Regions from separate parts of the Mus musculus genome. Here regions 1 and 2 are each linked to region 3. Evidence: chromatin loops called from intact Hi-C (ENCODE). Cell type or tissue: heart. All regions are shown on one strand. Region 1 holds the start of Mir141 (microRNA 141). Region 2 holds the start of P3h3 (prolyl 3-hydroxylase 3). Region 3 holds the start of Zfp384 (zinc finger protein 384).

Region 1 (8,000 bases), 290 kb after region 3:
GCATTCGTCTGCAGGTGGCCATGGTGCGGCCCCTTCTGTGTGTTCTTTCTCTCCCTGCCCCCATTTCCCCAACTTCAGTTCAGACGTGCGTGCATGGCACGGTCACAGTCTCACGCTACCCTGCTAGGGTGTCCCTAGCTCTTGTATCCCCTTCCCAGACAACCTTTGATCCACTTCCTCTCTTTTATTTGCAGCATCAGCCTTGATCCCTGCAGAGGCTTCCACCCGATAGACTGAGACCTGTGGCCCTCACCAGACCCTAGGACCACCCCCATCTTCTTGTAATTTAAGTGACTGTGGTCATCTGAATCTGTATATAGCCCGGCAAGTCCCCAGGGAGAGCCGGGCCCTTCTATTCTTGTAAATAAATTCCCTGGACCACTGTGTATTGCCTCCAAGTCTGTGCCCCTTGTATCCAGGGACTCTGGGCAGGACGGGCTGGGATGCCATGTGTGGCTGGGGTCAGATAGACCTGGTTGTGTGTAGTCTCCCCTCCCCCAGCTATGATATGGCTTCACACGGCTAGATGCCCATAACAGCCCTAGGGCTTAGATTGCTCTGTGTTCTCTCTCTCATTCATGCTGGGGATGGAACCGAGGGCCTCCTATATCGTAGGCAAGTGCTCCAGCCTACACAGAGGGTGATGTGGGCTCACCTGCCTTCCCTGGCTGCCCGGAACAATGCCACTGCCACAGTACACACTGGCAACAGACCCAGGCACTAGTTAAAGAGGCTGTAGAATTAACTCTAGGCACTGTAGTTTTTGTTTTATTCTTTTGTGGTACTGGGGGACAAAGCCCAGGACCTCTCACACGCTAGGCAGCAGGCAGTGAATAGCTCTCTCAGTGAGCTGCAACCCCCACCTGTTAGTCTGGATATTTCACAGTGGAGAAAACCGAGGCACAGAAAACCAACTTGATCAAGGTTACAAGACTACTGGCCTTCAGTGTCCAAGTCCTCAGTACTTGGCAGACTCAGCAGGGTCCACCCCAGTCACTTCGCAACTGGATGTTGGTGGTTAGATCCAATCAGGCAGATTTTTAGGAGAGACAGATCTAGTCTGCAGTTCCCAAAACACACAGGAAGAGCCCACCGGGGCTCTGAGACTTTGATCTTCCTGAACACCAAAGACCATTTTATTATTTTGTCCCTCTAGGGCTGGGTTCTTTATATAGAGCTTGAGTCTCCTGGTGGAGTTGCGTGTGCCAGCCATACCCTGGGAAGAGTTGGCTCCCACCATGGGAAAGGCCAAGGGTAGCACATTGATTAGCCCGTTAGTTATAACGCCCAGTGTGTTAAGGGTCATATGCTGAGAGCAGTTGAGGGTGATAAGCTTATCTTACTAGGACTCTGGGAGCTGTCTGGGAGACCAGGCCAGAATTAGTCCACACACACACACACACACACACACACACACACACACACACACACACAAATTACAAGGGAAAAGTATAGAGAACAAAGAGGAGGAAGAAAGGGACAGCTTTGGGACTGAGGAACATGATAGCTCCCTGGAGCTATGGCCCTCCAGGGGGTGCGTGGGTGGGGCCATCACCTGTGTGCCTGCAGGGCCCCTCTCCCAGCAACACAGAACCACACAGAAGAAAGACAGGATCTAGTCCTTTAACTGCCCCGGACTAATTCTTTGAGGGCCAACTGAGAAAAGGGCTCTGCAGATCAGAGGTGGGTTGCAAGGACCGTCTCTCCTGGTTTAGCTGCAGTAGGGCTAGGAGTTTCGGGAAGGGAGGCCTTTGGGCCCAGGCAGACACTGCCATCTCAGGGTAAAACCAAAGATCCGGCGCAATGCTTGGCGATCCACAGGTCTGTTGGGGCTTCCTCCCTTCCCAGTTCTCAAGGGGTTGTTGCCCGGCCCTGTCTGAGCCCTGGACAGGGACACAGACCAATGCCTGCCTAGCTGACCCCACACTGACCTCAGGGCTGGTCCTCTGACTCTGGCTGAGAGCAGGGTTGGAGAGGCCTCAGAGAAGAGGGTGTTTTAGCTTGGGAGGAAGGAGCCGCTGGAAGGGGATCCAAAGATGGCCTCTTTCTTTATTCCTTTAGAAACAGGGAAAGTACAAGGTAGAAGAAGAAAGGCGGCCAGAAAGGGCGGGAGGCCTGGCGGGGTGGCCAGGCCTCAAGAGGAGGTGCCCAGGGCTGGTGCTGGGAGGGAAGGGGTTAAGGCGGAGAGGGGGGCAGCCTATGGCAGGAGGACACACCTGTGCGCAGGGCAGAGGCGGGCGGGGCCCAGGTGAGGCGCCTGTGCTGCCCGGCAGGTGAAGGAGGAAGAGCGAGAGTGGAGGCCAAGTCGGCTCTAGGCGGCTGAATCCGGGCCGTTGGTACACCTTTCTTTCTTCTGCACCACTCTAGGGGTCAGGCGGGTCTGGTGCCAGGTAAAGGCCACCGATCAGGGGGGTCCTGGGGCTGCGCTAGCGACGGTAGAACGCAGTAAATGGGTGTGTTGGAGGGCAGGGACAGGCCGTGGAATGGGGGGGGGGGGACTGGCTCGCAGGTGGATAGTAGAGGCTACAGAAAGCTGGTTTTGGCCTCAGTGATGGGCAAGTCAGGGTAGGCCTGGTGGGGAGCAGCCAGGCTCTCCCGGAAGTGTCCCAAATGACGCGGAGGTGGGGGATGGGAGCAGGAGATCTGCCGCTTCTCTTGAGGGGCTTGGGCTTAGCCAGGGCTGATCTTGAAGGTGGACTGGTTGGGTAGGGGCCCTCGTCTTACCCAGCAGTGTTTGGGTGCTGGTTGGGAGTCTCTAATACTGCCGGGTAATGATGGAGGCCCCTGTCCCAGTGTCATCGGCGTCCATTGCGCGTCCATCGCTTTAGGCACTTTTATCTGGCAGCAACCCATTCCTCCCACACATAACCTGGAAGCCCCTTCTTCCGAGTTAAGGGTGGCTCTCGGGTTGGCTGGTTGCCCACTGGAAGAACACAATGGCCCCAGCCCCTCCTCCAATCCAGTGTGATTTGTCATCTGGTAGATCCAGAACCTACTAGAAGCAGACCTTGGCCTTGGGATTGTCTACGCGCACACAAGAGGCCACAGTCAGCCAGCCAGCAGCGGCTTCCCTCTAGCGCTTGATCAGCGGTAGATCAATTTATATTGGCTGGCTCTGGGTCCATCTTCCAGTGCAGTGTTGGATGGTTGAAGTATGAAGCTCCTAACACTGTCTGGTAAAGATGGCCCCCGGGTCAGTTCCTTCAGCAGTGACCTTGGAGCCTTGAAGACCACCTAGGCCTCCAGGCCAACAGCCTCTGACCTTTAACCTTCTGGATGGGTGTGTGTGTGTGTGTATCACTTGGCAAAGGGGAACAATGGGAAAGAGACAAAATGGCTGCCTTCAGAACAGCAGCAAGATTTGGAAACACATTTGGTCCCAAGACGCTGGCTTCCGTTGTCTTTTCACCCTGGGAACCTGAATGTCCATGGGGAACGTGGGATACGATTCCGGTCCATTCGGTGGTCTGTCTTAGGCTTCAGGAGAGACCTACTTCCTCTAAGAACCCAAGGAGCTGAAGCTCTGCTGCACCCTCTCGCCCAGTCAGGCTCACCCTTCCTCTATTGTATTCTTGTCTGCCCAGAAGGAAAAAACCAAGGCAACGGTTCTAGCGAAGTCCGTGAGCAATGGCTTGATTTCCCCAGTACTGGAGACTCGGTCTTCGTAAGAAAGGTAGTCTGTGGAAAATAGGTTCAGTTGGGCTCCCGGGCTGTGGGGGTGGGAAGGCCTCCTCCACAGGGAGAAACTTCAGTGCAAATAGCTCATCGTACCTGGTGACTAAGTAACAGCACACCGGGACTTAGGAACACGGAAACCCTTGGGAGGAACACGCCATCTCCCGGAGCTAACCAGGAGCTGGTTACCAAGGAAGCAGCTCCCCCTGGGGTCATCACGTTTTTAGTTTGGCTCAGCAAAGCCTCAGCTGCTTCAGCTTTTAAAAAGATGTCATTAAGTCTGTGGGTTCATTTGGTAGACCTGCGGGTGGGGTGAAGGTGTAGTTGGGCCTGAGATCGGCTGCTCCCAGCTTAGGTCCTGTTGAGGACCCGGCGGCAGTCCGAATGCTACAGGCCAGACTGCTTGTGCCCTCTGCTGGCCGAGTCCCAGTGTGATCAATGTCTTCGCGCAATCTACGTACACACTCAGACACAAAATTTTTGGCTTTAAGTAATAAAAATTTTATTGAGAATTCCTGGCATGGTGGTTATCTCCCCCACTCTGGGAGAGGCTCAAGGCTGTAGGAAATCACGGAGAAATCACATTGTCCCACCCCGCTTCCCAGCCAACACAGGAAGGAGGAAAGCCTCTGAAAGGGCTGGTCTCAGTCTTCCTTAATCCAAGAGGGCAGATACAGAAAAGTCCATCACATGATGCCTGGGGCAGGGTGGGCTGTGCTTGACCCCCGAGCTGGCTCCTCCAAGCTGGACAAGTGTGCCAACTTCTCTGGTGGTGGGGTTCTTGATGTCCACACTCATTTCTTACCCTTAATGAGGCTGTCACTGGAGAACAAAGGGAACATTCCTATTATCGGGGATGTAAGTGTGAGGTGCACAACACCCCAAACCACAGCTTCTTCCTAAATAAAGGCCTGACAATGGGGAGAAAGGGGGTGTAGGGGCAGGTCCAGGAAGCAGATGGCCCCCAGGACCCCATAGCAAGGAGGCAGCCACTTACCTTCCCCTGCAACCAGCATGCCATGAAGTGAGCAGGAAATATGTGAAAAGAGAAATAAATCGTTAGTCAGCTACAGGCTCAGCTGCTCCAGACCCGCACTCCCCAGTGAGGACGGCTCTTTGCCACTATCTGTGCGGTCCCAGCAACGTGGGTCTCACGTGAAATTGCTACCAGTCGTCACTTCTCATTTAGATATTTATAAAGTGCCTTTCCCATAAGACATCCTGCTTTGCTTTATAAAGTCAGTCCTAGAAGATGCAAGATAGGAACTGCCAACCAGACTGACACCCACTTTTCTGACTGGTGTTCAGAGAAACTGTCCACGGCCCTGGTAACTAGATAGTCCAGGATCCAGGGTAGTGGACGGGTGCTTTGCTCTCTGGACAGTGGGATCTCTTACCGAGTAAAACTTTCATCCTGTAGATTCAGCACAAGGTTGTCAGCTGTGAGATAGATTCGGTTCTGTGATGTGGCGATCTACAGGACATGGAACAGACGTGTTAACAGGCTTCAAGTCTTTGATTCAATGGCCACCCAGTGGAAGACACAGTAACAGAACAGGCTCCTGCTCTAGTACAAAGACCCGATGCAAGAAGGCTTAGTGTCATAGCTCTGTAACAGCCATAAACAAAACCCGGGGAGCACTGTGGGGTCGGTCACTCTGCAGGAGGAAGGGTGCCCAAAGACATTGTTTAAGTAGAAACTCAAGCCAGTTCTAATGCCACTGTGTGACTGTGTAGCAGCCCTTGGATGGTGAAGCCTTCCACTCACCGTTTTAGAGATGTTCTGGGCGGCCCGGATCTTTCGGAGCTTGATATAGCCAGGATTCTTGCTCAGTGCTTCTCCAAGGTGAGCAGACAGGGTTAAGGGTTCTTCTGGGCCAGGTTACATTGGTGGCAAGCTCCCTCTGCCCTCGAATCCCCTGGGCTGTCAGATTCAAGGTTGCGCTCACATGGCTACTCACATGTTGGCTACCCCCTGTGGGCCTCCCTACAGGATGCTGCCAGTACTGTGTGGCAGCTGACATGAGGGCAAGGCCAGTAGTGCTATTGATCTGGCCTTACAGCAGGGAGTCAGGCCTTAGGTACCCCCACCAAGATTTCAGATCTCACCAGTTGTCCCCCCCCCCCCAACCCCCATTCCCAAGCCAAGAAAGAGTCAGTAGGCCAAGTCGCATTCGCCTTGGTCTCATCAACCGGCCCATGGTGGAAGATGGGAAACAGGCTGACCCCGGGATGAGGCCACGCTCTGTGCAACACAAGGATATCATCTTGGCAGCCTCCGCCTCCCCCTCAGCCTGCACAATCTTCTGTCGCTGTTCCTGCTTCGCTTTCTCCACCAAAAACTGGGCCCGCTGGGCTTCCTGCTGGGCTGTGGATTAAGTGTGAGGTGTAAGAAGCCCAAGAACATGTAGCCCCCCTCCTCCCACCTCCAGAAGCCCCCCGACCAGTGCCTGCCTCCATGGACTTACCCACTTGCTTGGCTTCTACAGCAGCTGTGTACTCTCGGCTGAAGCTCAGCTCTGTGATAGCTACATCATCCAGGATGAGGCTGAAGTCCTTGGCGCGCTCTGTCAGCTCTCTTCGGATCAACAGGGACACCTGGGGGCATGGGTCGGGAGGGGAAGGGAGGCTTGGTTTGAGGGGATCAGAGAACTGGAAGGAAGGTGGTGGCATTGCTGTAACCATCTGAACACCGGAGCTCCTGAATATGGGCAGCAAACCCACCACTTAAGTCCTCAAACATTCACTAGAAAAAACTTGGTTCCATTTCTTCCTGTGACAGCCGTGGCATCACCAGACTGCCCCACATCACACTGAGACCTAATCTCTTCTTTTCAGTTTATGCATCTCTTTAGTTTCCAGTTAACGGAGGAAGACCTTCTGTGGAGATGTAAGGCAATACTGCCACTTTCTGTACTATGCTTCCTTCTTAGGGTCGACTGGTGTCAGGTTCTACCGTTTTTCTCCTCATTTCCCACAGTCACAGCACAGCTTTCCCACAGTCCATGCAGCTAAGGATAACCTTAAACCCCTGATCCCCTTGCCTCTACCTCGAGTGCTAGGATTACAGGCATGTGCCACACCTGGTTTAAGCAATGCTTGAGAATAAAACCAGGGCTTGTGCATGTTAGGCAAGTACATATCAACTGAACTACAGATCCGTCCCACCCCATCCCGAAATACCTTCTTTCAGTACCCAGTAACCCTGACCAAGGAGAGACACAGGCTGCCGCCGTGCAGACAGTGATAGGAGTCAGACCTGAGCCCGCTGGGTGATCAGCTGCGAGGCATTGAACTTGGCCACCACACTCTTGAGCACCTCATTAACAATGGACGGCAGCACTCGCTCCTCATAGTCCAGCCCTAGACGCTGGTACATGCTGGGGAGCTCCTGGGCATTGGGTCGGGACAGCACACGCAGGGAGATGTTCACCATCTGCAGGTCTGAGGGAAGAGGTCAGCAGTGGCCGCCGGGTAAGGCCAAATTCCCCCTTTTCCAGCGCTTTCTCCTAGGAGTGCTTCCCACCATGCCTAGTGTTACTGTACAGCCTAGCACTCCAGCAGGAAGATAGTCATGTCAACACAGAGCATGTGAACAACATGGATGGGCGAGGCAGACCCTTGTTTACTGTGGAATCTTTTCTATGGACCTTCCACCAGTACAGCTATTTTTTTTTTTTTTTAATAAATTGCTACTCCTCCTCCAAAGTGGATTCCACCAAGCAGCATAATCTTGGGTTTCCCCCTTGCCATTAGGGCCTTGAGAACCAGAACTGTGTTTTATTTCCAAGGCCTATGGCTTAGCAAACGCATAAACCACACACACCACAAACAGCAACAGAGAAGCACACTTCTGTGGGCTACTTGCCTCGGTGTGTACATGGGAATGAGGCCCAGGCTTGGGGAATCTCAAAGGCAGGCCTTCTAACTATGGTCTACAGGGCAACAGCTAGTGAAGAGTGGGGGCACTTTCTCCAGAGCAAGGTGTACTGTGGATGTAATCAACAAATCAACAGAAAAAAAAAAAGGCCTTAAAAACAGACTTGGACCTAGGCAGCCAGGAAGAAAGGCAACTCTTATCCCTTTTATGCTAGGCAGAAGGTAACGTTAAAACGTGCATGCATGCCAAGTACTGGAATGCACCGTTTTTTGAACCGTGAGGCATGGCTCTTTTGCAGACGTAGAAACCAAGACCTCAGAAACACAACCAATTCTGGCAGCCTGGCCAGGCTCATTTTACATTTGTTTCCCCACGTGCCCTGAGGCTCCCAGTTGCCCACGTTTACCTTTGGAGCCTGTGGGGGAGGAGATTTTTCGAGGTCTGG
Region 2 (8,000 bases), 150 kb after region 3:
GGGAGCGCTACTATGCCCGAGGCTGCCAGTTCATAGTCTCCAAGATCGGCCTCGGTTTTGGTGTCTGCTTCAGCCTCCTGCTTCTTGGGGGCATTGTCATGGGGTTGGTCTGTGTGGCTATCACATTCTATCAGACACTGTGGGCCCGGCCCCGGAGGGCTCGGCAGGCCCGGAGAGCGGGGGGCAGTGTGGGCACCAAAGCAGGGGGGCTGGGGGGGTTGGGTACCCGGCCAGCTTTTGAGGTGCCAGCCATTGTGGTGGAGGATACTCGAGGGAAGCGGCGGTCCTCGCTGGATGGCTCTGAATCTGCCAAGACATCCTTGCAGGTCACCAACTTGGTCAGCGCCATCGTCTTTCTCTATGACTCACTCACGGGGGTGCCCATTTTGGTGAGATTGAGGTCCTTCAGCCTTTTTTTAATATACAGGGCCTTCCAGTTCTACCAGCCACGCAAAAGCTCCATCTCCAGCCCGGCATCTACCGTCCTCTCGTCTGTCTGTCTCCTGACATTTGGGGTTCCCTGTCTCAGTCCTCACCCGCCACTACTCAATCCCCCAGCTCCTTTGACCATTCCTTGCTTCCACTTCTATTCTTCAGCTCCACAGGCCCTGTCACTCTTCAACCTGTCACACGGCTAGCTGCCCTGAGCCTTTATCTATTCCCTGCTTCTCCCTGGAGATCATTCTCTGAGCACTCCTGAGTGGAAATGAGTAGAAACCCCAGGCTCACCCGACCACACTATCCAGGCCCGACTCCTGGGTTCCTCTGTCTTTGACTTTCTTGGAGTCTCACTCTCCTCCCACCCCCATCTCTCCCACTCCGCTCAAGCGCCCAACGTCAGGGATTTGTTTATAGCACTTCTCCCCTTTCATCATTCAACCCCTTCCAGAGGCTCACCCGCCTCCCTTCCTAATCCCTTGCTTTAAAGGTGGGTATCAGGCTTAGGTGGGGCCTGGACTCTCAAGCCTGACCAGCCATTGCCTATTCCCCGTCAGGTGGTGAGCTTCTTCTCCTTGAAGTCAGACTCAGCTCCGCCATGGATGGTGTTGGCAGTGCTGTGGTGCTCCATGGCACAGACACTGCTCCTGCCCTCCTTCATCTGGTCCTGTGAGCGCTACCGTGCAGATGTGCGCACAGTGTGGGAGCAGTGTGTGGCGATCATGTCCGAGGATGACGGTGATGACGGTCAGAGGAGGGACGGGGCCTTTTCTTTCCTGGATAGCTACCTCTATTTTCTGTCCTTTCTACTGCCCTTCTCCTTGAGGAGACGTGCTGCCCTGGGGTGCCCCCTGCTGGACTAAGCTGGAGCCAACTCCAGGCTCCGTCTAGCCTGATGACTTGTCCATCCAAGCCCTGTTTCCTTTGATGAGCCTTTCACTAGGCATCTGCTCCTCTCTGGAAGCCTACACCGGCCGGCCAGCTTGGTCCATGCCAAACAGGGATTGGGGCTTACAGACTGATGGGAGTCAAAGAGTCCTCCTGGACTTTATGAAGGGCATGGGGCTCTAGAGGGTAGGTCTTCTCTGCCTGTACCCACTGGGCTCCTTCTCGCTCCTAGATGGCACCTGTGACGACTACACAGATGGCCGAGTGTGCAAAATTCGCTTTGATGCTAACGGGGCCACAGGGTCAGGGAGTCGGGACCCCACCCAGGTGAAGCTGCTGCCTGGGCGGCACATGCTCTTCCCACCGCTGGAGAGAGTACACTACTTACAGGTATGGGACAGAAGGACTCACCTCCATTCTGGTCTCCTGCACCACTGCTCTTTGGCTTTGGACTGCAGGGTACCCTAGGGGGTCAGGTAAAGGAGAGACAAGAGGAAGAAAGTTTCCCTCAGATCTCTCAGAACCAGGTTTGCCTACTAGAGTAAACACGTTGGAGAAAAGGAAGAGTATGAAGCCATCTTGCAGAGTCCCCACCTTGGTTCCTGTCACCTTTACCTTTGTCTCTGCAGCATCTCCAGGTCTCACCTGCTCCTCTTCCCAGGTCCCTTTGTCCCGACGATTATCCCACGATGAGACCAACATCTTTTCTACTCCTCGGGCACCAGGCTCCTTCCTGCACAAGTGGTCCTCATCGGATGATATCCGGATCCTCCCAGCCCAGAGCCGAGCCCTCGGAGGCCCTCCAGAATACCTGGGACAGAGACACAGGCTGGAGGATGAGGAGGATGAGGAAGAGGCTGAAGGCGGGGGCTTGGCCAGCCTTCGACAGTTTCTAGAAAGTGGGGTTCTGGGGTCGGGTGGGGGACCCCCACGAGGTCCCGGTTTTTTCCGGGAGGAGATCACCACCTTCATCGATGAGACACCTCTGCCTTCTCCAACTGCGTCACCAGGACCCTCTCCTCGTAGGCCTAGACCACTGGGTTTTTCACCTCGACGGCTCTCCCTTGGGTCTCCGGATAGCCGAGCCGTTGGACTTCCTTTGGGGTTAAGTGCAGGAAGACGCTGTTCCCTGACCGGGAGCGAAGGGAGTTCAAGGGCTTGGGGAAGACCCTGGGGGCCAGGTAACCCCATCTTCCCCCAGTTGACCCTGTGAGGCCGCATAGGCCTGCTTCACTGGAGGGGGGGGGGAGGCACGAGCGAGTGAGTATGCCTCATCCTGGCCCTGAGTCTATGGCAGCTGCCTCCAGGGAGATGGGGGGGGGGGGGCCTACATCCGGGCTCTAGAGCCCCAGCTCTCTCCCATCCAAGTGACCAGATACCCAACGCACCCGTCTTCACCCCTAGCAAAATGTATTAAAAGGCTGAGTTGCCGTGGAAACCTTGATGTTCAGCGTTTGCGGGGAGGGGGGGCAAATGGTCAGTGGCTTGGGCGAGGGAAAGTGGCTAGAGGACAAACCGGATAAAGGGCAGGGGGAAGAGGTATAGAAAGAGACGGCCCAATACGACGCAGACAGACATAGGAGAAATGGGCGTAGGAGCGTAAGATCCTGGGGTGGAGCAAGGGACACTAGAGTGTGTTAGTTTGAATGGGAAGGATCTTTGCTTAAATTAGTAAAAAGTACTCAATTCCCATCTCCCCTAAATGCGTCTGGGCGCTCAGTTTCTGAGTAGAAAAGTTTTGGTGCCAGAATTGGTGTCCCAAACACGGAGTCACCCTCTTCCAGGCAGCGTTTCGAAAATCCATCTTCACATGGTGGGTTGGCAGGAGCGTGGGTAGATGAACGTGTGAGGGGCGTCCACAATCCTTTTCCAGGACTCAAGGATGGACGGAAACGAAGTTACCCCCACGTCACAGGCCAGGAGCCCTATTTCACCCTTCTTTCTCCATTTCCCTTTCTTACCCACACTAGACCCATGTGTCCCTCGGATTTCTCACTCCGTCTCACTTCGGTTTTCCCAGGGGCAGGCCTAAATCCAGCAGGTTTCTTTGGCATCACTCATTCCCTCTCTCTTCCTCTCCCTCCTCTTCTCCATCTCTCCTTCCTTCTCCTCCCCCTACCCCCCCTCCTTCCTCTCCCTCCCTCCCTCCCGTCTCCGCATTTCCCTTCGGCGGTGGGCCCGCGACTCTGGCACCATGCTCCGGCTCCTGCGGTTGTTGCTTTTGCTGCTGCTGCCTCCCCCGGGGTCCCCCGAGCCTCCCGAGCCCCCGGGCCTGGCTCAGTTGTCACCGGGGTCGCCTCCCCAGGCCCCCGACTTGCTCTACGCGGACGGGCTGCGAGCCTACTCGGCCGGGGCTTGGGCGCCCGCAGTGGCGCTGCTGCGAGAGGCGCTGCGGAGCCGGGCGGCGCTGGGCCGCGCGCGCCAGGAGTGCGGGGCGAGCTGCGCGGCCGAGCCGGGCGCCGCGCTCCCCTCCCAGCTCCTCGGAGCCCCACATCCTGTCTCCGGGCCCGGGGTCTGGGAACCGCTGCTCCTGCGCGCCACGCTCCGCCGCGCCGAGTGCCTGACCCAGTGCGCGGTGCGGAGGCTGGGCCCGGGGGGCGCGGCGCGGCTCCGCGTGGGGAGCGCGCTGCGGGATGCCTTCCGCCGGCGGGAGCCTTACAACTACCTGCAGAGGGCCTACTACCAGGTGCGGGGGCCGGCCAGGGTGCTACCCCAAGCCTACTGACTGTCTTACTGGGAGCTGACCAGGAGAGGGCGGGATGCTCGCCGCCCGGACTCGGGGGTGGAGCCTTGGAGGGCGGATAACGGAGTTCTACTCTTGTGTGGGTACCATTGAAACGTGGCCAGGACTTGCGATGGCCGCAGAGGGAGGGTCAAGAGAGAGCGTGGAGAACGTGTCAAATTGGAATGAAGAGGAGTGGGAGTAGACCGAATATGTTGGGAGGGCTCCGCAGTTTTATTTTAGCGGGTCTAGGCTAATGAATGCAACCTTTCAGATACGAAGAGCAGATGGAGAGGTGCCCCAAACCATACACACACACACACACACACACACACACACAGAGAGAGAGAGAGACAGACAGACAGACAGACAGAGACAGACAGAGAGAGACAGAGAGAGAGACAGACAGACAGACAGAGACAGAGAGAGAGAGACAGGCAGAGAGAGTGCATGTGTTCGTTCAGGAGTGGGCGTTTGAGTAGGAGCTTTCTCTTGGGGAAGAATCGAGCTTCGGAAAGGTTGAAGGAGCGGGGCTAGTTTGCAGAAGGAAGTACGGCTGAGGCTGGAATCTGGGTCTGTGGCAGTAGACAGTGTGCAGTTTCCAGAATGGTAGCTGATGCCTACGTGGCTGGAGGCGGGAGGGGCTCTAGTTTCACACACCTCAGCCCAGGGTCCTAGAGGCCTGCAGATTCTCGTCATTCAAGGTCTCCCCGCTCCCCCGCCCCTCCCCCATCTACTTGAGCCTCTCATTTCGTTGTCTCCAAAACAGAGATCCTGGGGCCTTCAGCCCGAGGCCCACCCACTCTGACGCTTCCATATCTCCTTTCTGTACCAGAGTCCTGGGGAGCCCAACATTCTGGCTCCCGAGGGATCTGGTGGTTTCCAGTTTTGATTGGCTAGGCTGCCATAAGGCTCTGGGGGAGGCTGGTGAAGGACAGAGGTCCAAAATCCCACCCCCACCCACCATACACACACACACACACACCACCACCACCACCCCATGCACGCACATGCACACGCACACCCCTCTGGACTCTCATATCTCATCTCTTTGGATCCTTAGTTGAAGAAGCTGGACCTGGCAGCTTCTGCAGCACACACCTTCTTTGTGGCAAACCCAACACACCTGCAGATGCGGGAAGACATGGCTAAGTACAGAAGGATGTCTGCAATCCGACCCCAGAGCTTCCGGGACCTGGTGACGCCCCTATACTGGGTGAGGTCCTCAATGCTGGCTGAAATCTGCCAACTCCAGCCTGTGCAGTTTGAGCATATCTGGGTACCGCTCCTCGGTGGCGCTGGGTGAGGAGTCTTTCCCTAGCACCCAGTTTCCTCAGTGATCACTAAAGTGTGCCGTTCTAGCGTTCTGATTCTGAGGCCACACCTGTTCTTCCTCTGGGTGTATGAAATACCATACAGATTTCCATGTTCCAAATAAGCTCATTTCTTTTCCACCTCCCTAACTTTCTTTTTGAAACAGAGTCTCACTGTGTAGACCTGGGCTGGCCTGGAACTCACTATGCAGACCAGGTTGGCTTCCAAGTCAATAAGATCCGATTGTCTTTGCCTCCTTTGTGCCAGGTTAAAAGCATATGTCACCATGCCCCCCCCCCTTTTAAAGAATTATATATTTATTTTATGTATGTGAGTACACTGTAGTTGTGTTCAGACACACCAGAAGAGGGCATCAGATCCCATTACAGATGGCTGTGAGCCACCATGTGGTTGCTGGGAATTGAACTTAGGACCTCTGGAAGAGCAGCAGTGCTCTTAACCTCTGAGTCATCTCTCCAGCCCGTCACCATGCCCCCCACCCCCAGTTTTATTTAGTACCTCCCCACCACCACTAATCTCTGGTGACTAGGTGTCCCATGTCCCCACAGGCAGCTTATGACACTGGCCTGGAGCTTCTGGAGCAACGGGAGGCAGCACTGGCTCTACCCCAACTAGAGGAGGCCCTGCAGGGGAGCCTGGCCCACATGGAGAGCTGCCGTGCTGCCTGTGAGGGGCCTGAGGAGCACCAAGGGGCTGAAGAAGAGGGAGAAGGGAGCCAGGGAGGCCTGTATGAAGCCATTGCAGGTGAGGGAGGGGCTGGACGTGTGCTGTGGGAGAGCTCTGATGTCTGAGGAAGACCGAAGGAGGACTGCGCACAGCCTAAGGCTCATCTGGGTTCTCTGCAGGACACTGGATACGGGTTCTGCAGTGCAGGCAGCACTGTGTGGCAGACACGGCCACCCGTCCTGGTCGCAGCTTCCCTGTCCAGGACTTCCTCCTCAGCCAGCTGAGACGGCTGCACGAGGCGTATGCTCAGGGTCAGCATGGGAAGGATGGAGCCTGGGAGTCAAGATTTGTCTCTGATGCCATTCCCAGCCGCATTTATCTATCTCTCCTGTCCCTCCGACTCTGCATTGCTAATTTCACTGTCAGGACCTCTGGGGACCTCAGCTTCAGGATGGTGTCCTTTGGCACCATTGTGCGAAGCTCAGGAGATGGCTTACTGGCTCCTTCAGCTCTGGTTGCTTCTCCCTTCCCTCTCATTTTCTCTCTGATTCCTCTTCTTTGAACTCTGCCATTGAAGGTAGGTTTGAAAGAATCGCTGGTTGGGCACAGCCCAAAGTGGGGCTGGGACTTCCTGGAGTTGGCAGTCTTCCCAGGTGACCTTTATTCTGTCTTGTTTGTTTCTGACCCCTTCTCCCCTTCCTCCAAGTGCAGTGGGGAACATGTCTCAGGCCATGGAAAATGTCCTGAGTGTCCTGCTCTTCTACCCAGAGGATGAGGCTGCCAAAAAGGCTCTGAACCAGTACCAAACTCAGTTGGGAGAGCCAAGACCTGACCTGGGACCACGAGAGGTAACCCCTCCCCCCACACTCACAGATAGGTAGGGCTTGGAACAAGGCAAACATCCAAGAGTGGGTGGCCTAGATGCTATACTTTATTTGGCTTGTTTACTTCATTTTATCCATCCATCTATCTATCTATCTATCTATCTATCTATCTATCTATCTATCTATCTATCTACCTATCCATCTATCTATCTATCTATCTATCTATCTATCCATCCATCTATTATTATTATTATTATTTGTTTCATTTTATTTGCTTGCATGTATGTGCTCTATATATGTGCTCTCAAAGGTCAGAAGAGGGCATGGGGCCAATGTGGTGGTACACTCCTTTAATCCCAGCAGTTCAGAAGCTGGAGACAGACAAGTCTCTGAGTTCAAGGCCAGCCTTGTCTACAGAGTGAGTTCTAGGACAGCCAGGGCTACGTAGAGAGATCTTATCCTAAAACAACATCAGCAGCAACAACAAAAGAGTGTGGTATGGAATGGAATGGAAATTCCTGGGATGGAGTTAGGATGGTTGTGAATCACCAAGTAGGTGCCGAGAACTGAACCTGGGTCCTCTTCAAGATAAACAAGTGCTCTTAATTACTGAAATATCATCTATCTACCTGTTTGTCTGTGCACTTATTTATTTATTTTTAGACAGGATCTCAGTGTACAGCTCTGGCTGGCCTTGAACTTACTGTATACACCAGGCTGGCCTGGAATTAACAGTGATCTGCCTGCCTCTGCCTCCCAAGTGCTGGGCTATAAAATGTAGAAGACCACACTCAGCTCATTCTAGCTTCTTACTCAAGTTTTTTAGCCACTGAAGAGGTACCCAAAGCTAGGTTCTGACTTCTCTGCCTTAGCTCCCTGCCTCCACATATTAGGTTGTATTTACTTGGGAGTCTATCCCCAGAAGTATTCTCTTCCCTTAATCTTATGTTTACCTAATGTACACACACTCACACACACACACTCATGCACTCACGCATGCTCACACTTACAGAGTCTCCTGGGTACTCTCTTACTTGAGCCCAGACACTGAAGATTGAACCAACGCAGCATTGGAGTTGGTGAGGGCTCTCAAGAGCATGTGAATGTCTCATACAAGCCAGGGCTGC
Region 3 (8,000 bases):
TAAAGACGTAAACAAGGAGCAGGAGCGATGGCCTGAAAGAGGGCTCAGTATGACAAGCACTCACAGCACCCACCACTCTCTCCAGGGTTCAATTTCCAGCATCCAAACAGCAGCCACAACCACCTGTAACTTCAGGTTCAGGAAAGTCAATGCTCTCTTCTGTCCTCCATAGCCGCTAGGCATGCCAGTGGTACACAGGTATACATGCTGACAAACAACCACACATACTACAAAAATAAAAAGGGCCAGGTGTGAGGGCACATGCTTGCAAACCCAGCACTTAGGAAGCTGGGGCAGGAAGACTAGAGCTGTCAGTATGGCTCAGCGGACAAAAGTGATTGTCACCAGACACAATGACCTAACTTTGATGCTCAGAACCCACAGGGTTTCCAGCAGCTGACATCTGACCACTCTCCTTGTACCATGGCAGAAGCACCCACACACTTATTTCTTCTTTCCACTGCCACACCTTCCATATGTAAAAACCAACCTGGGCTACGTGAGGCTATGTCTCAAACAAACAAACAAAACAAAAAGAAAGGAAGGAAAAGAACCAGAGAACCGGCTCTGCTCTAGGACTTGGGAACAAGTAGAAGACTTCTCTTATAGCTCCAGAGAAGGAGTAAGAGGAAAGAGTTCAGATTCAAAATGAGCTTCAACTTTGCTCCTCCATCAGGCCACGACTAGTTAGTAAGAAGGGAAGGCTAGCTCCACAGAAAGGAGAAGAGTAAGTCATAATGAAATGATCACTTTTCTTCCCAGTCCCCAGGCTCCGTCTGGTGATGCGGCTCAGCTGGTAGATAGAGCACTTGTCCAGCATAAGCCTCTGGGATTGATTCCCAACACCACTTAACCTGGGTGAGGTAAAGCTGCTACCTCCAGCATTCGGACGGAGGCAGGAGGATCACAAGTTCAAGGTCATCTGTGGCAACATGGTGTCCTATCTTAAAAAGTAAAGTAAAAAAAGACAGCTGCCTAGATGGCTCAGCAGAAAAAGCCACTTGCCACCAGGCCTAATGACTTGAGTTTGGGCCCCAGAATCCACAACTCCCTCAAACTTGTCCTCTGACCACCTCCCCAAAACATAAACAAATTAAATAAAAACCAAATTTTAAAAGTACAAAGATTTGTTTTCCAGAGGAGTTACTGGCAGCGAGGAGATGATGACAGTAGGGTGAGCACTCCTGCACTCTTCCGTCCTATGCTGCCACTTAAGGCGTTTCCAACCACTCAAAGGTGAGAGGTCACGGCCTGAGAACTCGGGGAGGCTCAGTTTACATTACCTGCTATCTTGTCTTTTGTGTTTAGAAAGTGAACATAGAAGTCAGAAGACAACCTCAGGAGTCATTCCTCAGGTGCTCTCCGGTTTATTTTTACACATTGGGTCTTTCACTAACCTAGGCCTCCCCAATTATGGTAAGCTGGATAGCTAGCTCGTAAGCACCAGGGATCCATCTAGCTGTCTCTGCCTTACCAGCGCTGGGTCCACCATGCTCTGCTTTCCTGCCTGTATTCTGGGCAGCAAACCTGGGTCCTCATGTTCACATGACAAGCACTTTACCAACCCGACTGCCTCTCCAGCCCTCCAGTGCTGCTGTTTTTAAAGATTTATTTATGGATTTAAGCAGTGGGTGTCTCATCTGTATAACAGAGGAGGGCATCGATCCCATGGGACTACAGTTACAGACAGTTGTTAGCTGCCATGGGGGGTGCTGAGCTTGAACTCAGGACCTCTGGAAGAGCAACCAGTGCCCCTAACTGTTGTGTTTAACAGCTATTTTTTTCAACTAAAGAACCTTTCATCGCCATTCACAGTGGCGATGCCTGTAGTCCAAACACTTAGCTTGCACAGGGAGAAGAGATGGCCTCGAGGCCGAGGCCAAACTGGTTTACTTAGTGAGTTCCACACTAGCTTGGGCTTCATAACAAAATTTTTTGTTTCCCTCCCCCGAAAAAAATAGAAAGGTTTCAGTATTAGCATCAGGTATCACTTTGATTTCTCCCAGATTTACTAGAGCAGAAAGCATATAATTTTATCTCTTTTATTTCAAACTATCCAAGAAGCAGTGTTCTCTGAAAAATATTACCTGACACATCAAACTCAAATTGTCTCATGTTAGAGTCTTCATCACTCAACAGAGTCACTCAAACACTCCACTGAACACCAAGAATGGGAAACTCCAAACTTGCCTTTGTTGTTTCTCTAAGTGACACCATAAAGACTATACTGTAATCAGAGTCCCTGTGTCTCCACAGCAGAATACATCTCTGACAAAATGTAAGCCCATTTAGTGGCTTCACCTGAGTATTTCACATTTTATTCCTGTTGAGTACCAGTGGCCATGAAAGGGTAACAAAGAAACTACCAATTTTTTACACAAAAACCTCCTGGGTACTATGGGAAACAATAAGAAAAGGCTTTTATCTCTCTCTCTGCAAGCGCTGGTGTTGGTTACTTCAATAATTCTATCACACTGTAAAGGAAAAAAAAAAAAGAAAAACCATTTGAGATGACCCCATCTCTCCCCAAATCATTAAACCAAGATTGTCTTACCCTCTCTCTCTCTTCCTCCTGTCGTCTTATTCCTTCTCCTTTCCAGGGCTCCTGAACTTTCTGGAAACAAAATTGTCTAGGTTACAGAGGCCAGTATGTAAAGGCCACCAGAGAACTGTGGAGAGCCTCACAAGTTGACTGTCAGCAATTTGGAAAGCGGACAGCTTCCCCAACCAACAATCCAAGGATGGAAGGGCTAGAGTCACAGGCGTTGAGTGACACCCACTAAGTGTACATAAGGGAAATAAAGCCAGTTCCCCAAAACTAAGATGAATTCTATTAGCAGCATTTGGGTTCCACTCCTGGGCTCAGACACTTAATTCTTCGTTCCCCCCAGGGCTACAGGGAACCAGGAGTCAGAGGTGAAGGAAGGTCCCTGCTCCTGGGAAGTGGCTTTAGAAAGCAAAGCTGAGGGTAGGGGGGATGCCCTAGCCCTGTGTCAGGCACAGTGCCAAGTTCGGGCCCAGCCACTTCCTCTAGCCTCGCCCCCCCAACCCCCCAACACACACACTTCAGCTAGGACTTCGCCCCCTTCCTACCCAAGGCCTTGTGCCAAGAAGTACTTCCTTCAACCTTCAGTGGTCTATATACTGGAGGCTCCCAGCTGTCCCCCTAAAACCTTCGCTCCCCCGAGACACCGAACCCGGTCCTTCCTCCCGATGTCAAGTCCCACTCCTTCCTCAAAGACCGGTCTCTGGGACGTCCCTCCTTCACCCCTCCAGGGAGCTGAACTCTGCCACCCACTAGACAGGCACCCGCCCCCTAAACCCCCCCCATTCCTCCTCAGCGCCCGCTCCTCCACCGCCGCCACTTCCGGTTCCGGGACAGTCGCACTCACAGTCCCATCGTGGACCCCCCCCTCCCCACTCGCCCGAGGTAAAGGGGGGGGGGGAGGAGCGAGGGGCAGCGGCGCGCACCGACTGCAGCGGCGCGACACTCACCAGGCGGCGGCGGCGGCGGCGACGCCAGCGCCAGAGCCAGCGCGCGGGAGGGGCGGCGGTCACCGGGGAAGGAAGGAGCCGAGGGAGCGGGAGGACCCGCGGGGCGCGGGCTCGGAACCGCGAGGCGGGGCTCGCCGGCATGCACCGCAGGCGCCAGACGGACCCCGACGCTCGGCCGGGCGGCGCGCGAGACACCCGCAGGGCGGGGGCGCGAGGCGAGGTGTGGGGGGGCCCCCGCCCTCCTGGACACTCACCCGGAAGTGGTGCTGCGGCTCGTGCTCCCGGGAACCCCGAGTCCTCCACGCCCACTCCCCCCCCACCCCCCCCAACAGCTTCAATGTGCAGTCGTTTCTCGGAGAAGGCGGGAGAGCCGGAAACGAAAACGGGGGGGGGGAGGAAAGTAGCGGGGGGAGGGCGGCAGCAGGAAAGGAAAGGGGGGGGAAACAGGTCAGAGTCCGAGTCACTTCCGAGAGCCGCTCGAGCACATCCGGTGCTGTTAGGGCTCGGACATCTTGAGGGCAGAAGTTACGACACGTAAGGGCGGAAGTAGCTCCTTACCCGGGGACCGGTGGAGCGCTCGGTGGATGTGACGCCCAAACCGGACGTGAAGGCAGCGTGTGTTAAAGGGCTGAAGCTGAGCATCAGGAGAGCGTTCCCGGGCTTCCGGAAGAGACCTCTGGGGAAGTGGGAGGATGGAAGCTAGACGGGTTCATGAATTATGCATCAAGACACTAAAGACAGTTTAGATCGCCCCTCTTTTTCTAGATTTGCTTTACTTTTATGTGCGTTTATCTGTGCCTATGCATGCCGTGTGTGTACAGGAGTTACCGCTACCTGCTTCCAGCTTCACTGTGTGCGATCTGGGAACCGAACCTCCGGTCCTCTGGAGGAGCGGCCAGCTGAGCCAACTCTTCACCATGCGGAATCCTTTTTGATTTATTTTTCGAGACAGGGTTTCTCTGTATAGCCCTGGCTGGCCTGGAACTCACTTTGTAGACCAGGCTGGCCTCGAACTCAAAAATCCCCCTGCCTCTGCCTGGGGTTAAAGGCGTGCGCCACCACGCCCGGCAAAGATTTATTTATTTTTTTATTTATTTGAGTACACTGAAGCTGTCTTCAGACACACTAGGAGAGGGCATTGGATCCCATTACAGATGGTTGTGAGCCATGATCGCTGGGAATTGAACTCAGGACCTCTGGCAGAGCAGTCGATGCTCTTAACCACTGAGCCATCTCTCCAGTCCGACCATGCGGAATCTTAAAAAGACGGGAGTCACAGCTCATTTCTTAATGGACTAGGTTGTTGTAGGACGTTACCCTTTTTTCTTGGATCTTCCCGAATGTCTTTTTGCTGAGCTAGAGTGGGGGAAACTAATTTCTTTGAATATTCAAGAAAGGTAAGAAGGCCCATAGTTGTTTGAGGTTTCGGGATCGGTGCTATCAAAGTTCAATCGGTCTTCCTCTGACCACTCCGTTACTCTTTTCACTTTGGTCTTTTCTTTTTGCCAACACCCACATCTCTTATCTTCTTACCGGGTTTTAATTCTAAGTACAACATTCAGCGTACCTGCTGTTGTTTACAGCTCACCTGGTGTTGTTGCCCAGCTCCATAAGGGCAAGGACTTTGAATTGCTCCCGATGGTATCACCAGATCCCAGAATTTGTTAAGCATTCCAGTAAACGTTTGATACGTAAATGAACATTATAAACTATTGCAGGAAACTCCCTGATTGCTGCAACCCAAAGGGTTTTTTTAATTTTTCATAGCATTTACTGTGTTTTTGTCGTTTGTTTGTTTGTTTTTGAGACAGGGTTTTTTTTGTGTGTGTGTAGCCTTGGCTATCCTGAAACTCTCCCTGCAGACCAAGCTGCCCTTGAACTCAGAGACCCATCTGTCTGCCTCTGCCTCCCGTGACCCAGCTATGTCTCTGTCTTCGAGACCGGAGCTTACTTTGGTGTATTTAAAACTGGCCTTGAACCCTTGATCCACTTTCCTCCACCTCCTAAGTAGTAGGATTTTTGAGATCTCTTAGTCTATTGCTTTTACTGTTAACTTTAATTAATTTATATATCTGAATCCCTACTAAGATTGTCAGGACTTCCTATGTGTCTCTATCTGTCTACCTTATCTCCCTTTCCTACCTTCACTCCCTGTCAACTGGTCTCTTGTTCTTCCTCTTGACCCATGACTGACTTTATTTAATCCCGTTTACAATAAACAGAAAGCTCATAGATTTAAAAAAAAAAAAAAGATTGTCAGGAATCTGATTCACATACTGAAATAATATATGTGTAAAGTCACAGATGCTGACCCTGTAGAGCTCAGCTTCCTTCTATCTCGGGCCTTCCCTAAGCTGCTAAACTGCTAGCATGTAACAGCCCCAAGGTAGGATGGGGCAATGGGACTAACTTCATAAATGCCTTCTTTTTTTTAATTTAAAAAAATTTATTATTATTATTATTTGGTTTTGGTTTTTCAAGACAGAGTTTCTCTGTGTAGCCCTGGCTGTCCTGGAACTCACTCTGTAGACCAGGGTAGCCTCGAACTCAGAAATCTGCCTCCCAAGTGCTGGGATTAAAGGCATGAGCCACAACCACCCAGCTCAAAAATGCCTTCTTTACATCCTATCTGCTACCTTCACTAATCTGCTAGGCTCTGAGACCCCCTACCTCTCTTAAGACTGTGACTGTTAGTAATTTCCTTTGTTCTGCAGGTGCCTGGTGGCACTCATGTGCCAGCTTCCTCTGCTTCAAGTAGCCAGTGATTAAAAGACATGGTTACCAGAAATCCATCTCGGTACCAAATCTGGAAAGAATCTTTAGTATTTAAAATAATGTTTGTTTATTTATGTATTTATTTAGTAAGTATATGTAGCCACAGGTCTGTCTCAGCTCATGCAAATGGGTTCCCATAGTGAGAAAGCAAAATTACTCTAACAAAGAGCTATGATCTTATTCTACAGATAATTAAAGTGGGACTGTCAGTTCAAGTGACTTCTTCCCCCAAAGTCACAGCCAGGAATCGCAAAAGTTAGCTTTATATCTTTGTTTCTTTAGGATAGGGTCTCACTATGTAGCTCTGGCTAACCTGGAACTCACTATGTAGATCAGGTTGACCAGATAGCCTTGTCTACTCTTGTAGCCCAGCCTGGTCACAAACTTGCTAGGATAACTTTGAATTTCTAATGCTGCTGCCTCAGTGGCTTTCCTTGGTGCTGGATTATAAACATAAATCTCCATACCTTTTATTTGTGTGTGTGTGTGTGTGTGTGTGTGTGTGTGTGTGTGTGTGTGTGTGTGTGTCTAAGCCATTATTAAATGTCTTCCTTAATTCCTGTGATCATTTTTTTTTTTCTGTTGAGATGGGGGTCTCAAACTGAACATAAAGCTCACCAATTCAACCACATCATCTAGCCATCAAGCCCCGAGATCCTTCCAGCCTCCCCAAGGCTGGAATTAACAGGTGTGAACCATCATGACCAGTATTTGTACGTGGGTGCTGGGAACCAGGCCCAGATCCTCACACTTTCATGGAGAGCATTTTACAAGCTCACCCGTCTCCCAGAACTGTTTTGTTTTCATATTTTTAGTCCAGACTGACCCAAACTTAGCACATCGCTAAGATGGCCTGGAATTCCTCATCCTCCTGTCTCTGTCACCCAGACACTGGAATTATCGGCATAAGCTACCATGCCAAGTATCTCTTCCTTCTTATTACAGTTTCGAGCTCAGCACTCTGTGCTGATTTCAGTGGCAAATTAGCAGGATAAGGACTTCAGTTGTAAGGACTTCAGCCTGATAAGCCATCATGTAACTGTAATACCAGCATTCAAGAGGCTGGGGCAGTATTCTAAGTTACGGGCAGGCCAGCCTCGGTTATATACAGAGACTCTGCCTTCAAAAGAGAAGGAAGAGAAGGTAAAAGAAAAGGCAGGAAGAAGGGAGGGAGAGAAAAGAAATATGGAGGCAAAACAGTAGTTCCCAAAAGTCCTGGTTCTCCAGCTCTGCCGCCTCTGTACATTCTTCAAGCACTCTCTGAGCCCCGCGCCTCTGGCAGCCCTCCTCCTGCCTTTTGCTCTAAGAAGCCACTTTTAAGTCCCTGGAACAAAGCTTTAGAGCAGTAAATGTGGGACACAGTGGGGTGGGGAGGAGGGCTGTTAATTTTAGCCTGGGGTTCTCCAGCTGGCACAATTTCCATCTTGAATCATTTCCACACCCTGAGCCCTACTAGGAGATCCCTCCTCCTGGGGGCTTCCCCATCCCCTGCTCTGGTCTGCTGCAATGGTAAGCATTCCAGAAACGTGCCTAGGAGAACCTTGGCTGAGTCATTTGATGTACTCCCTCAACAGAGGGAGCTTGGTGATGGGAGATGCCTCCCTCAAACTGGGCTTGTGACTTGTGGCCTCCAAGAAACTTCCAGTTCTCAGAAGAGCCGCTTGGTCCTTGTTCTTTTTCTCCTCTATAACTCTATCGCCTGAAGACCCGAAGCCCCGAGTCACTGTTGG

Evidence for each region. Hi-C counts contacts between places; a loop is a spot of excess contacts. Peaks named below come from ENCODE experiments on the same cell type or tissue, not always from the same donor. Only the 100,000 strongest peaks of a DNase experiment are listed, where the experiment ranks them.
Region 1: a loop joins it to region 3, with 2.1 times the contacts of the local background. A loop is called at or near these places in 6 of 42 quality-filtered maps.
Region 2: a loop joins it to region 3, with 2.4 times the contacts of the local background. A loop is called at or near these places in 4 of 42 quality-filtered maps.

Annotation. Positions count from the first base shown.
Region 1 is chr6:124,713,103-124,721,102 of GRCm38, reverse strand. Phb2 (prohibitin 2) reads right to left here. Exons shown (of 10, transcript NM_007531.2): 3 at 7,962-8,000; 4 at 6,935-7,119; 5 at 6,144-6,273; 6 at 5,940-6,043; 7 at 5,444-5,521; 8 at 5,073-5,149; 9 at 4,673-4,678; 10 at 4,158-4,497. The coding sequence ends at 4,470. Ptpn6 (protein tyrosine phosphatase, non-receptor type 6) reads left to right here. Exons shown (of 16, transcript NM_013545.3): 15 at 1-23; 16 at 195-396. Mir141 (microRNA 141) reads left to right here and starts at 3,118; the gene lies at 3,118-3,189. It overlaps Mir200c (microRNA 200c), which reads left to right and starts at 2,713; the gene lies at 2,713-2,781. It also overlaps LOC115490496. In heart, a CTCF peak has its summit at 4,093 (motif pointing left); DNase peaks (open chromatin) are centred at 1,227, 2,251 and 6,865; H3K4me3 peaks cover 2,659 bases; H3K27ac peaks cover 2,841 bases.
Region 2 is chr6:124,853,208-124,861,207 of GRCm38, reverse strand. It overlaps P3h3 (prolyl 3-hydroxylase 3), which reads left to right and starts at 3,491. Exons shown (of 15, transcript NM_013534.5): 1 at 3,491-4,012; 2 at 5,112-5,264; 3 at 5,932-6,127; 4 at 6,229-6,360; 5 at 6,761-6,897. The coding sequence starts at 3,521. It overlaps Gpr162 (G protein-coupled receptor 162), which reads left to right. Exons shown (of 5, transcript NM_013533.4): 2 at 1-389; 3 at 996-1,185; 4 at 1,559-1,716; 5 at 1,988-2,764. The coding sequence ends at 2,539. It overlaps Gm32404 (a long non-coding RNA gene), which reads right to left and starts at 3,401. Exons shown (of 3, transcript XR_378023.2): 1 at 3,288-3,401; 2 at 1,972-3,201; 3 at 438-1,790. In heart, a CTCF peak has its summit at 4,073 (motif pointing right); DNase peaks (open chromatin) are centred at 1,287, 2,467, 3,557, 4,077 and 2 weaker places; H3K4me3 peaks cover 3,113 bases; H3K27ac peaks cover 3,295 bases; H3K27me3 peaks cover 2,276 bases.
Region 3 is chr6:125,004,995-125,012,994 of GRCm38, reverse strand. Zfp384 (zinc finger protein 384) reads right to left here and starts at 3,757. Exons shown (of 12, transcript NM_001372420.1): 1 at 3,496-3,757; 2 at 2,555-2,614. It overlaps 4930557K07Rik (RIKEN cDNA 4930557K07 gene), which reads left to right. Exons shown (of 4, transcript NR_130997.1): 4 at 2,601-2,819. In heart, no CTCF peak of the experiment used is centred here; DNase peaks (open chromatin) are centred at 3,324 and 4,094; H3K4me3 peaks cover 2,665 bases; H3K27ac peaks cover 2,460 bases.